Regions from separate parts of the Mus musculus genome. Here region 2 is linked to region 1. The links are chromatin loops, found by intact Hi-C in ENCODE. Cell type or tissue: left cerebral cortex. All regions are shown on one strand. Each heading gives the region's core, and the rest is flanking DNA. Links, peaks and the distances in the headings are about the cores only.

Region 1 (5,874 bases), core at 538-5,537:
CAGGAGGGGGACAGTGAGCAGGATATAAAGTGAATAAGTAAAAACATAAAATTAAATTTTAAAAAAAGACAAGAAAAGGAAATGAAAATAAGTCAAAGTATCCCTATTTGCATATGATTTTTTTCTGTAAATGAAGGACCCTACAGACTCTGCCAGGACACTCTTAGAGCCGATAAATACTTTCAGCAAAGTGTCACATTACAACATCAACATACAAAATCAGTACCCTTGCTATATACCAAAGGTGAACACACTGACAAATAAATCAGGGACACACTCCCTTCATAATATCCTTAAACTTAAATAAATAAATAAATAAATAAATAATAAAATTCCATGAAATGAACCCAACCAACTGTGCTGATTTAAATGAGAAATATCCCTCATAGGCAGGCTTTGATATTTCAAATACTTGGTCCCCAGATGGTAATACTGTTTAGGGAGGTCGAAGAAGGAAGTATGTCCTTGTAGGAGGAAGTATATCACTGTGGGAAGGCATTGAAAATTTAAAGCCTTGCCCTATGTCCAATTTATTCTCTGTACTTATTGCTGATGGCTGAGGATGTGAGCTCTCAGCTTGCTGATCCAGCTGCTATGTCTGGTGCTGCTATGCCTGGTGCTGCTATGTCTGGTGCTGCTATGCCTGGTGCTGCTATGCCTGGTGCTGCTATGCCTGGTGCTGCTATGCCTGGTGCTGCTTGTTATGCCTCCCTGCCATGATGGACTTTTTAATCCCTTAGGAACCATAAATCTAAAATAAATTATTTCTTCCATAAAGTTCCTTTGGGCATAGTCTTTTATCACAGCCACAGAAAAATAACTAATATGCCAAGGAAATGAAAGACCTATAAAATAAAAACTTTAAAGCAGTGAAGAAATTAGACACCAGAAGATGAAGAGCCTGTGGATTAATGTGATTAATACTATAAAAAAAAGTCCATCCTATAGTGATCAAATAATTAGGCACATAGAGGTATATATCAAAGTATAAGTGTGGCAGCATTATGTTCAGGGTCATTTCAAAAACCATTAAGAATATCTACTCTTCTTGGTTTCTTCCATTTTCAAACATGCCAGAGGCTGGTCACTTCAGAGAACTATAGTACATATGAGTGTGGCCTGGCACGAGTGTGGTCCCTGAATCTCCAAGGGCTAACGAATGCTAAGTGGATGCTGCTAGAAATGCAATGCTTTCTAAGGCACAGTCCCTCTCTGTCTGAGTGTATCCACTTCAGAATTCCCACATACTCCTCTATCATCGGTCGGATGAAGCACTAGAGGCTTCCTAGTTACCATCTCCCCAACTCCAGCTTTAGGGATCTGAACCTGTTTCCCTTTCAATATGGCTAGGGAGAAGAAGGCATCTCCTGTCCCTCACTCAGGATTGGCTGACCTGTGATCAATTGCTGCTCACCTACTCTTCTATAACAGACTATGATTACAGCAAATACATGAATAAATACAAACAACTGTATGCTAAAAGACACATAAGCAGGCCATGGTGGTGTAGTACTCAGGAATTCAAGGCCAGCCTGGTCTACATAATGAGTTTCAGGCCAGCCAGAGATACATAATGTAACCATAAATTTAAAAAAGAACAGAAAAATATCTCATGTTAACAATCTCATTTAAAAATAAAGTTGAAATCACTATGCAATGTGAAATTCATTGTATTTAACATACACTTTTTTGAGACAGGGTTTCTCTGTGTAGCCCTGGCTGTCCTGGAACTCACTTTGTAGACCAGGCTGGCCTCGAACTCAGAAATCCGCCTGCCTCTGCCTCCCGAGTGCTGGGATTAAAGGCGTGCGCCACCACACCCGACTTTATGAACTTTTGTTTTCAAAGTATTTCAACCTTTTTACCCTAATGGAATAATAAATGGCATGAACTAAAGTTCTCAGAGAAAACGCCACATCTACTTTAAACATTCTATAAGGCTTTAGTCGGTTGGAATGCTGCAGGACCAAAGCCAAATTATCTTGGGCCATCATAACTCCTGAATATTCCCTAGCAGGGCCTCAGCAGTCTTGTGATTACTTGGTAAATCCCAAGGCTAGGAAGAGAGTCTGAGGCCTGGAGCAGAGCTCCCCCAGGCCTTCATTATAACCACTGTCAATGAAAGTAACAGTCTTACCTCAAAGTAATAAAAGATGGGATTTATTCTGGAGTCAAATATGAATTATCATGGCCCAGGAACACAGATTTAGAGCTCCCCAAAATACCATGTTTCAATGAGGCAAAAATTTCACAAATGTTTTATAGTGACAGAAAAAAAGAAGGCCATAAATCAAGACACTTCGAAATACGTCAGTGGGCACATCAGGCGGGCAGGTGAGAACCCTGCTGTAGGCCCTGGATGCCACCTGATGCTTTTAGTCCTTTGGTTGGTGGAAAACTTGAATTTTGTTAATGTATTTCCTAAATGTTTTATTTGTTAGTCAGGATGTTAAGTCTGACAGAGAGAGGGAAGAGAAAAAGCAATTTAATAGGCTAAAGGTCACCCAAGACAAACTGTAATTAGGCCCTCAAACTGCAACAGTCCAGTCGCTCCACATAATTGAAGCAAGCTGTTTGGCTTTTTGTTTGTTTGAGACAGGGTTTCTCTGTGTAGCCCTGGCTGTCCTAGAACTCACTCTGTAGACCAGGCTGTCCTCAAACTCACAGAGATCTGCCTGCTGCTGGGATTAAGGCAGGCACCACCACGCCCTACAAGGTTTTAAACAGTCAATAAGCCTTTGCAGACTCAACTTCTTTCCAAGAATTCTCACATCTGACCATCTAAGTGTACTTGAAAAGGGTCCTCAATTGTGGTTTTGCTACCATAAAAATTATGAAACTGTTACCACATTTAAACTTGGTGTTTTGGGTAACCTACATCTGTGTTCCAGAGCCAGCATCAGTCGTCTCCAAACTAAACTCTCTTCCCTTTGAGAGGAGAGTTATGTTTTTGTGGTGGTAGTAAACATCTCACTGAATATTACACAATGAATGGATGAACGAACAAAATATCACACAGTAAATATACTCAATATTAATTAAGTATACACCTCAAGAAAAAATAAATCGTGCCATTAAATGAAAGACTTGTTAGGAAATTTATAAGAGTCTATGGCTATGCTGGCTGGACACATTATCTGGATTCCAATGTTTCACAGTGATGTTAACTGACATCTATAAATCAAATAAAATATGGCCTCAATACTAAAGCATATATTTACATGCCAAGACAACTAAAGTAAGAGAACATTCAATAATGAGAAAATATTAGTTGGAGTTACCCAGAAACCACATACTGTGTTTTAGTAAAAGAACCCTGATAATATTACCCCATTGAAAATCCCATGGAATCTATAGCATTTGAGGAAGAAGAAAGAAAAAGAAAAATGAAAAACACCGACAAAAAGAAGAAAGAAGGGGGTGACAAAGCTGCGTCACATTTTTTTCCAAGTACAAAGGGCAGAGGAGAAACTGAGCAGCAGGCGAGAGAAAGGAGCAGCACTACCATCTACTGGTCAGAAAGCCTAAATTCAACCAGTGAACAAAAATTGATCTAGTTTTTTTTTCTGGCTCTTCACCAACCTAAAAAGGCAGGCCCTGGAAGTCAGGTGGGATAAAAAAGAGGGTTAGGGGGTGTCACATTATACAGAATTATATGCACTAAGTACATCAGCCCCAGAACCTGTCCGGCAAGACAGCCTTTAGTCCCACCCTCGGAGCCATAGCAACAGCAGCAGGAAGTCCAAAGCACATAGGAAATACATAAGGTAGTAAATCATTGGATTGGCAGGCTTTGAGCCTACACAATGATTCAAAATGAGGTTGCGAGCATTAGCCCTCACTCCAGGATCCTAACAACCTACCTCCTAGCATACTTAGATGAGCTGATGGCACGTTTCAGGAGCCCTCTGCTTTATCCATCCCAAAGTCTCCACACCTGTGAGGAGGCCCTGGGCAGCACAGAAGACAGCTTTCTTGTGCTGTCCAGTAGTGTCCAGTCGCCAGCATGTATCTGAGCAGGTCAGAACTTCTGCCCCTGACGAAGTTTTGCTTAGAAAAACAAGAGCTTACAATCCCCTGGCCTACACAATCTCTATGCTGTTCTCTGTGTTCAGTGCCCCAGAGAGCAAAGGACGATGGAAAACAGAAATCATGAAAATGAGTAAACTTAGCATTCCTTAGGCATACCAATCACCCCAAAATAACCTCTAAACTCCATTCTGTAGCCCTAACAAGCTCCAGCACCACCCTTTTTTACTTAACCAATGATTTGTAGAGAAACCCTTTAAAATTCTAATGTATTTTTGCTGGGTATAACACAACCTGGAACGCATGGAAGCAAGCATGGAGGTGCTTCATTGAAAACTAAGTTCCATAAACATTCTAGTTCTATTTCATGTTAGTAAGTTTTTAAATACATCTTTGCATGTGTTTATGTTTCATCGGTGTGTCTACACATAATATTTTTCCTATATGTAATTCCTACCTGTATGCTGCTTTGTTGCAGGACCCTTTGTACACATGTTTAAGGAAGATGGACTCTCCTGTTAAAATTAGGATTCCGAGGCTTGGAGGTAATCGTACCCATTACACCACTATCTGGCTAAGGATTGAATGTGTACTTCTGAAAACCAAAGCTTTGGGATGAAAGAAGACACCGGAGAGGAGTGAGGAGCAGGCCTTATATTGTGACCTGACAACGGTGCTCCTGAATGCTGTCTTTGTGTGATATTTTAAAGGTTAGTCAATCAATGCACACCAAGGAGGGATGAGGCCAGAGAACATCAGAGCTGAAGCAGGGTTAGAGTTCCCTTAGGAAGGAATAGAATAGGGCAAGCAACTGTGCTCATTTCCCAAGTTTTGAAACTGTGGTTGAAGATAATGGAAGGTTCTCACTGCCAGACTGGTCCTTTAAAATGTCTTTCTCTCATTACATTCCCTGGTGTGAGAGATTGCAAGGACTCTCACATATGATGCACATGTAACACCTTGAACCTATATCCCCAGTCACAAAGTACTCATTTTCAAAATCACAGTATCTTACATGAGACCTTACATATTTAAGCTAAACATACACACCTGTACTCCTGGCACTTCAGAGCTGGTGGCAGGAGGATTATGAATTCAAAATTATCCTCAGCTGTGTGGCTCAGCTGGCCTTAAACTCCCTGGAAAGTTCCTGATGTGGGGCGGGGAATCACTTTTGAAAGGCTGAATGGCTTGAACTTTATGATTATGGAGAGGTGAAATGTTATAAATCCATAGCCAAAATTATCTTAGTCCACTTAAACAGCATCTGTGCATCTGACCTAACATCCTTTCAACCAGCCTGGGCTACTTAGAAAGACAGCATACATGAGCATGAGCACACGTGCGCACACACACACATGCGTACACACGCACACGCACACGCACACACACACACACACATACATGTGCGCGCACAGACTTGAGTACTATACCTAGTACAAAAAAATCATGCTACACTCCCATCACCCATTTATGTACGTACCTTAATTTTTAAAATAAAATAAAATTATATCATTATATCATTCCCCTTTCCCTTCCCTCCCTCCAACCTCTCCCTAGCCCCTAGACCCCCCTTTCAGTTCATGGCCTTTCTTTCATTGTTGTTATTGTGTTTTGTGTTTGGGGATGATTATCCCATGGGCTTTTTAAGGTCTAAAGTGTCCACACAAAGCACAGTTCTCACCTCAAAGCAAATAAGAGATAATTTGCTCTTAAGCAAAATGTAAGCAACCATGGCCCAGGAAGACAGGACTCCGGGCACTCTGAATGCAACACTCTCCATAAACTTTTTCTAGTTACAGCACAAAACAAAGTTATAAATTGGAACATTTGTTAAATACTTTG
Region 2 (5,874 bases), core at 357-5,356, 110 kb before region 1:
CTGCGTTTGTTTCCCCAGCTGTCCTGGAAGCACAGCTGGCTGTGTGTCCTTGGGCACGACCCTCTTTGCGGGATTCCTGTTTTGGATAGTAGTGAGTAAACCAGGCTCAGAGAAGTCCACTAAAGTGTAGTGACTATATCTCAGGGGACTCACACAGCGAGGGACAGATAGGGCAGACACTCCTCCCGGAATTCTAAAGCCAAGGCCAGCTTCATTCTGCAAGAACAAGGCAGACACACCTGAATGCTCTGGCCGCTCCAGCAGTCACCAAGAAAGCCTGCGGTCTCGCTCCTGGAGACTGCCTACTAAGAGGAGCACAGAACGAACCTAAAGGGTCCCCACACATGCCAGGCCTCCTAGAACACAAGCCTTATTCCCATGGAACAAATATTGGGGAGAGGACAGCTTGTTATTCCAATAGAGGTTGAAGGAGTGCCCCTGTTCTCAGACTAGATTTTACACTCAGGAAAATCCAGGCCCCTCATGGATGGTTTTGTTTGTCTTTTAGATCAAGTCTCAGAGTTGCACAGCTGGCCTGGAACTCAGGGCTTTCCCTGAGTCCCCAGAGTGCTGGGATTACCAGCCTGCGCAGCGGTGCTGGGGCAGGTTCTGGCCTTTCTGTGTGGTACCAGCTCAATGCCCCGGGCTTCTGCATTAGCTACCTGGTGTGTTAAATGAGAATGTTGCACTCCATCCATCTCCCTAAAACAGCCTGCAAGAAAAACAAGCCCCAGGGCAGACCCCACAGCCCAACGCCTTTCCCTCACCTCTCTAACCCAGCCCTCAAAAAGGGTTTCGATGGGCAAAAACTGCCAAAAGGGCGAGAGAAAAAGCTCATTTTCTGAGTCCAGTGAGAGGAAACCTATAGATCCCCCCCCCCCCCGGGCGACCCTTGCTCCGGTATCTCTGCAATGGTTTTTTTTTTTTTTCTGGCCTTTAAGGTTTCTGCGTCGTAGAGTGGGTGAACTCAGCAGAGGCCTAGCATGTTTCGAAATAAGAGACCCCCGCGGGGGGCCTACCTACGGGGCTCTGCACACGGGGGTGGGCGGGAGCTGCGGACCTGGCTAGAGAGAGTTCGGGAAAAAGGGCGGGACTGAGCATAGACGCATTGCGGAGAAAGGTAGGGGGCTGGTGTGTCGGGCCAGGGGGTGGGACCGAAAGGCGCTGCGCATCTGTTGAAGGAGTGGATGCGTAAGGAGAAGGGGAGGAGGAACCTTTGTCCACTGTCAACCTGGTTGGCGGTGGGATAGTGTGCTGGCAAGGAGGCGGGCTCTCCTCCAAGTGCACATGCGCAACAATGGCTCTGGGATGAAGCTTTTGTTGGGAAAGCAAGCGGGACTCTTATTTGGACAGTGATCTGCTGCGCATGCGCGGCGCGTCCAGAGGCGGTGGGTGGTATATTAGGCGGAGAGGCGGGGTCGCCCGAGCTGCCGCGCTGGCATTTTCTCCTGGACGCGGAGAGAGTGCGGGTGCCGAGAGCCGGACAGAGCCATTCCCGATCCTCTTGAGTCGCGAAGAAGGAAACAGCGAAGGGATTGGGGTTCGGCCCTGAGGCAAGGTGAGGTTCGCCCCCAGACGGGGCATCTGCCCCCCTGGCGCGGCGTCCTTCCGCCATTCTTTTCTCCCAGTCCCTTCACCCTGGATTCGGAAGCCCCCTGCTCTGCCTGCTCCCGGATTCAGACCCTGCTCCCGACCCTTTTCTAATTTGAAACTCCGTCCGTCCCCCTGAATCTTTTCTCCAGTTCCCTCCCCGAATCCTATTTCCCGACCTTGATCCCGTTAGATGGTTCCTCTGAATTCAGAACCTTAATTCAACTTTTCGGACGCCCGTGTCTCCCCGCTCGCCGCCCTCCCTCCCCGCCCCCGTAAACTACCGCATCCACAGCTCCTCTCTGACTCCAAAACGGCAGCGCTGAAGCTTTTCCCTGGCCGCGTCTGAGATTGGAGATGGTCTAGCGGGACGACCGGTTACTTTTCCCGCTCCGCTTAGGCCTGGTTCTCCCCCCGGACTCGGCACCTCACCCGCCCCCAGAATCAAAGCACACACGCACACAGAATTCGGTCCTATGTCTTTTCCTTCTGTAGTGTAATGCCCAGCTCCTCTCTCCCACACCCCCCCCCTTAGGCTCTGCTCTTGCCAGGGAGACGAGAGCTATGGCTCAGAAACCGGACGGCGGTGCAGGCCTCCGCGGCTTCCAGGTGAGGACCCCGCTCCCAATTCCCCCATTTTTCCCCTGCTGACAGTTTACGCCCACCCCCGGCCCCTTAGGTCGCGCGAATGGCAGGATCTGATTTTGCCCTTCTTCCGGCCTAGACACCGCGGGCTCTCAGATTTCTAGCGTTTATCGAATGGGGGGGAGGGGCGGCCCTTTTCAGCCATCGGTCCCTGCTTAGAGAAAGGGGAGACCCTGTTAGTCAGGGCATTCTGCCCAGAGAATGCGGGTTGGGTAAGGAACCATTTTTTTTCCATAACCCTGACGCGTGTAGAGCAGTCTGTCGCCCCATCCCCCAACCTCTCGCCTCCACCCTCCCTTTCTCCACGCCGCGAGACTCCCCCTCCACCCTCTCGGCTTATCCTCCTTGATTCCTCCCTCCTCGGGTCTTGAGCTCCCCACCTCAAGCCTAACCAGTCCGTCTCTAAACCCATTTGGGGCTCAGAGCTTGCACCACATTCCGCACCAGCCCCTGCTGCCACAGACTGTCCCTCACCTTGCCCTGCCCCCTCTACCCTTAATTAAATTTTGTTCGCGCCCCGCCTCCCTTTGACCCGCCTCTGCCCCCACGTCTGAGTACTGTGACGCCTGTCTACAGCTCCCCTGCTGCGTTGCGCCGCGCCCCCCCCCTCCTCTGGTCTGCCATGTAAGGCTCAGAGATTGAAATGTTGCCCCTCCTGTGTTTGCAGGCTGAGGCCTCTGTTGAAGACAGCGCCTTGCTTGTGCAGACCTTGATGGAAGCCATCCAGATCTCCGAGGCTCCGCCCACCAGCCAGGCCACAGCAGCTGCCAGTGGGCCAAATGCTAGTCCCCAGAGTTCACAGCCCCCAACTGCCAATGAGAAGGCTGATACTGAGGTTTCAGCAGCTGCTGCCAGGCCTAAGACAGGCTTTAAGGCCCAGAATGCCACCACAAAGGGGCCAAATGATTACTCTCAGGCACGTAATGCCAAGGAGATGCCCAAGAATCAGTCTAAGGCGGCCTTTAAGTCACAGAATGGCACCCCTAAAGGTCCACATGCTGCCTCTGACTTTTCCCAGGCAGCACCCACAGGCAAATCAGCTAAAAAGTCTGAAATGGCCTTTAAGGGTCAGAATAGCACTAAGGCTGGCCCCGGTACCACCTACAATTTCCCTCAGTCTCCCAGTGCCAATGAGATGACCAACAACCAGCCTAAGACAGCTAAGGCTTGGAATGACACTACTAAGGTCCCTGGAGCTGATGCCCAGACCCAGAATGTAAATCAGGCCAAAATGGCTGACGTAGGGACCAGCGCAGGTATCTCTGAAGCTGATGGTGCAGCAGCCCAGACATCAGCAGATGGCTCCCAGACTCAGAACGTGGAGTCCCGGACTATAATTCGGGGCAAGAGGACCCGCAAGGTGAGATCCCAGCTAGCTTCCCTTTGCTTTGGGCTCTCTCCTTTCTTCCAATTTCCTTGGCTCCAAACACAATAAAGGGCATGGATTTATCTGTATTTTGGCACAGTTGTAGGGGGTGCTAAGGTAACTATTATTCCTGAGCCCAGGTTGTCCACAGGCTGATGATGAGTTGATACAAGGACACAGGCAATATGTGTGTAGGCCATCTTACATTTTGACATTAAACACCATGTCTTAAGCTAGGCAGGCTCACACAGAATCAATTAGATCTTGAAGATGTACCTCACTCTCTAGAGAGAACAGAGTCAGGAAGAAACGAGTTCAGGGTGAAACCAAGCACTGTCCGTAGTCACACAGGAAAAGGAGAAATCTAGGTCCCACTTTCTGTTTGTTTGTTTGTTTTTTCCTTTGTCTGGTTTGGAGATGAAACGCCTGTCTGAAAGACAAAGAGAATCAAAGTGACCAGTGGCTAGTGAGGTGTAGGTGAAGATTCCTAGGTACTTCCTAAGATAGCAACTGGGAGGACCCAGGATTAATAGTGACCCTGAAATTTTCTTCTCTCTAATTATACAGGTTAATAACTTGAATGTGGAAGAGAACAACAGTGGGGATCAAAGGCGTGCCTCACTGGCCTCAGGGAACTGGAGGTCTGCTCCGGTTCCAGTGACCACTCAGCAGAACCCACCTGGAGCACCCCCTAATGTGGTGTGGCAGACACCACTGGCTTGGCAGAACCCATCAGGCTGGCAAAACCAGACAGCCAGGCAGACCCCACCAGCAGCACGTCAGAGTCCCCCAGCTAGGCAGACACCATCAGCTTGGCAGAACCCAGTTGCATGGCAGAATCCAGTGATCTGGCCTAACCCAGTGATCTGGCAGAATCCAGTGATCTGGCCAAACCCCATTGTCTGGCCTGGCCCAATTGTCTGGCCAAACCCAATGGCCTGGCAGAGTACACCTGGATGGCAGAGCCCACCCAGCTGGCAGGCTCCACCTAGTTGGCAGAGCCCTCAAGATTGGCAGGGCCCTCCAGATTGGCAGGTACCACCTGACTGGTCAATGCCTCCTGACTGGTCCTTTCCCTCCGACTGGCCTTTTCCACCTGACTGGATCCCCGCCGACTGGCCAATTCCACCTGACTGGCAGAACTTACGACCCTCACCTAATCTGAGATCCTCCTCCAACTCTCGTGCCTCACAGAACCAGGGTCCTCCACAGCCCCGAGATGTGGCCCTTCTTCAGGAAAGAGTAAGTGCTGTGCCTCTCCACTTAGTTTACTGCAGTCCTTCCATTTATAACCGGCGGCCACGTTTTCTACAAACATCATTTTAATTACTTCTCCCCAGGCAAATAAGTTGGTCAAGTACCTGATGCTTAAAGACTACACGAAGGTGCCCATCAAGCGCTCAGGTAGGTCGTTCTGTCCTTGATGTCCTTGATAGGGGCATCTTTTGCTTATTCTGTCCCCTCCCTCCCATAGCTGCTGATTGTACTTGAGAAGAACCTGACTGGGCTACCCTCAGCAGGGCTGGCACAGGGGCTGGCACTGGACGGTCCAGCTCACTCCAGGTGCTTCCCTTCTCTCCTACAGAAATGCTGAGGGATATCATCCGAGAATACACTGATGTCTATCCAGAAATCATTGAGCGCGCATGCTTTGTCCTGGAGAAGGTAAAGAGTCAGACCTGAGAAACAAGAATGATGGCAAGGACAGGGCTTACAGGGCTGTGACTGCCTGCCTATTGGTAGGTTATCCTAACTGCCGTCATTGATCGGTTTTCTTCTGTAGAAATTTGGAATCCAGCTGAAGGAAATCGACAAAGAAGAGCATCTGTATATTCTCATCAGTACCCCTGAGTCCCTGGCTGGCATACTGGGAACGTAAGATGGGAAAGGAGATGGAGTATGGTCTTTCTAAGTGATGCTTTTTTCCCCTAAGAGTCTCAGTATTCAGTCACATAGGAGGTCATGGGCAGAGTGGGGGCATAATGATCTCTGCTGAGGAATACTGGAGAAGCTAAATTGGTAAGCTTGTGGGGTTTTTCATGCAGATGGCTGCTGGGTATGTATATATCTATATTCTTTTTATACTCCTCTAGGACCAAAGACACACCGAAGCTTGGCCTCCTCTTAGTGATTCTGGGCATTATCTTCATGAATGGCAACCGTGCCACCGAGGGTAAGTGACTGACCTTGGAGCTGGGGCTTGGCTACAGTCTGATTTCCATGCTCACTTTCCATGCCTTGTCTCCTCTTGCCTCCTATCACAGCCGTCCTCT

Evidence for each region. Peaks named below come from ENCODE experiments on the same cell type or tissue, not always from the same donor. Only the 100,000 strongest peaks of a DNase experiment are listed, where the experiment ranks them.
Region 2: it touches region 1 in a loop (5-fold over the local background); 23 of 42 quality-filtered maps call a loop at or near these places.

What each region holds. Positions count from the first base shown.
Region 1 is chrX:94,429,789-94,435,662 of GRCm38, reverse strand. No RefSeq gene overlaps it. Among named protein-coding and RNA genes, the nearest start is that of Gm14827, 10 kb to the left of the region's middle. In left cerebral cortex, for the core only: a CTCF peak has its summit at 3,497 (motif pointing left); DNase peaks (open chromatin) are centred at 3,529 and 3,697.
Region 2 is chrX:94,537,576-94,543,449 of GRCm38, reverse strand. It overlaps Maged1 (melanoma antigen, family D, 1), which reads left to right and starts at 1,425. Exons shown (of 13, transcript NM_019791.3): 1 at 1,425-1,558; 2 at 2,126-2,199; 3 at 2,903-3,595; 4 at 4,169-4,843; 5 at 4,942-5,005; 6 at 5,187-5,266; 7 at 5,385-5,476; 8 at 5,695-5,774; 9 at 5,866-5,874. The coding sequence starts at 2,155. In left cerebral cortex, for the core only: no CTCF peak of the experiment used is centred there; DNase peaks (open chromatin) are centred at 1,299, 2,013, 2,487, 2,920 and 1 more place; H3K4me3 peaks cover 2,544 bases; H3K27ac peaks cover 2,222 bases.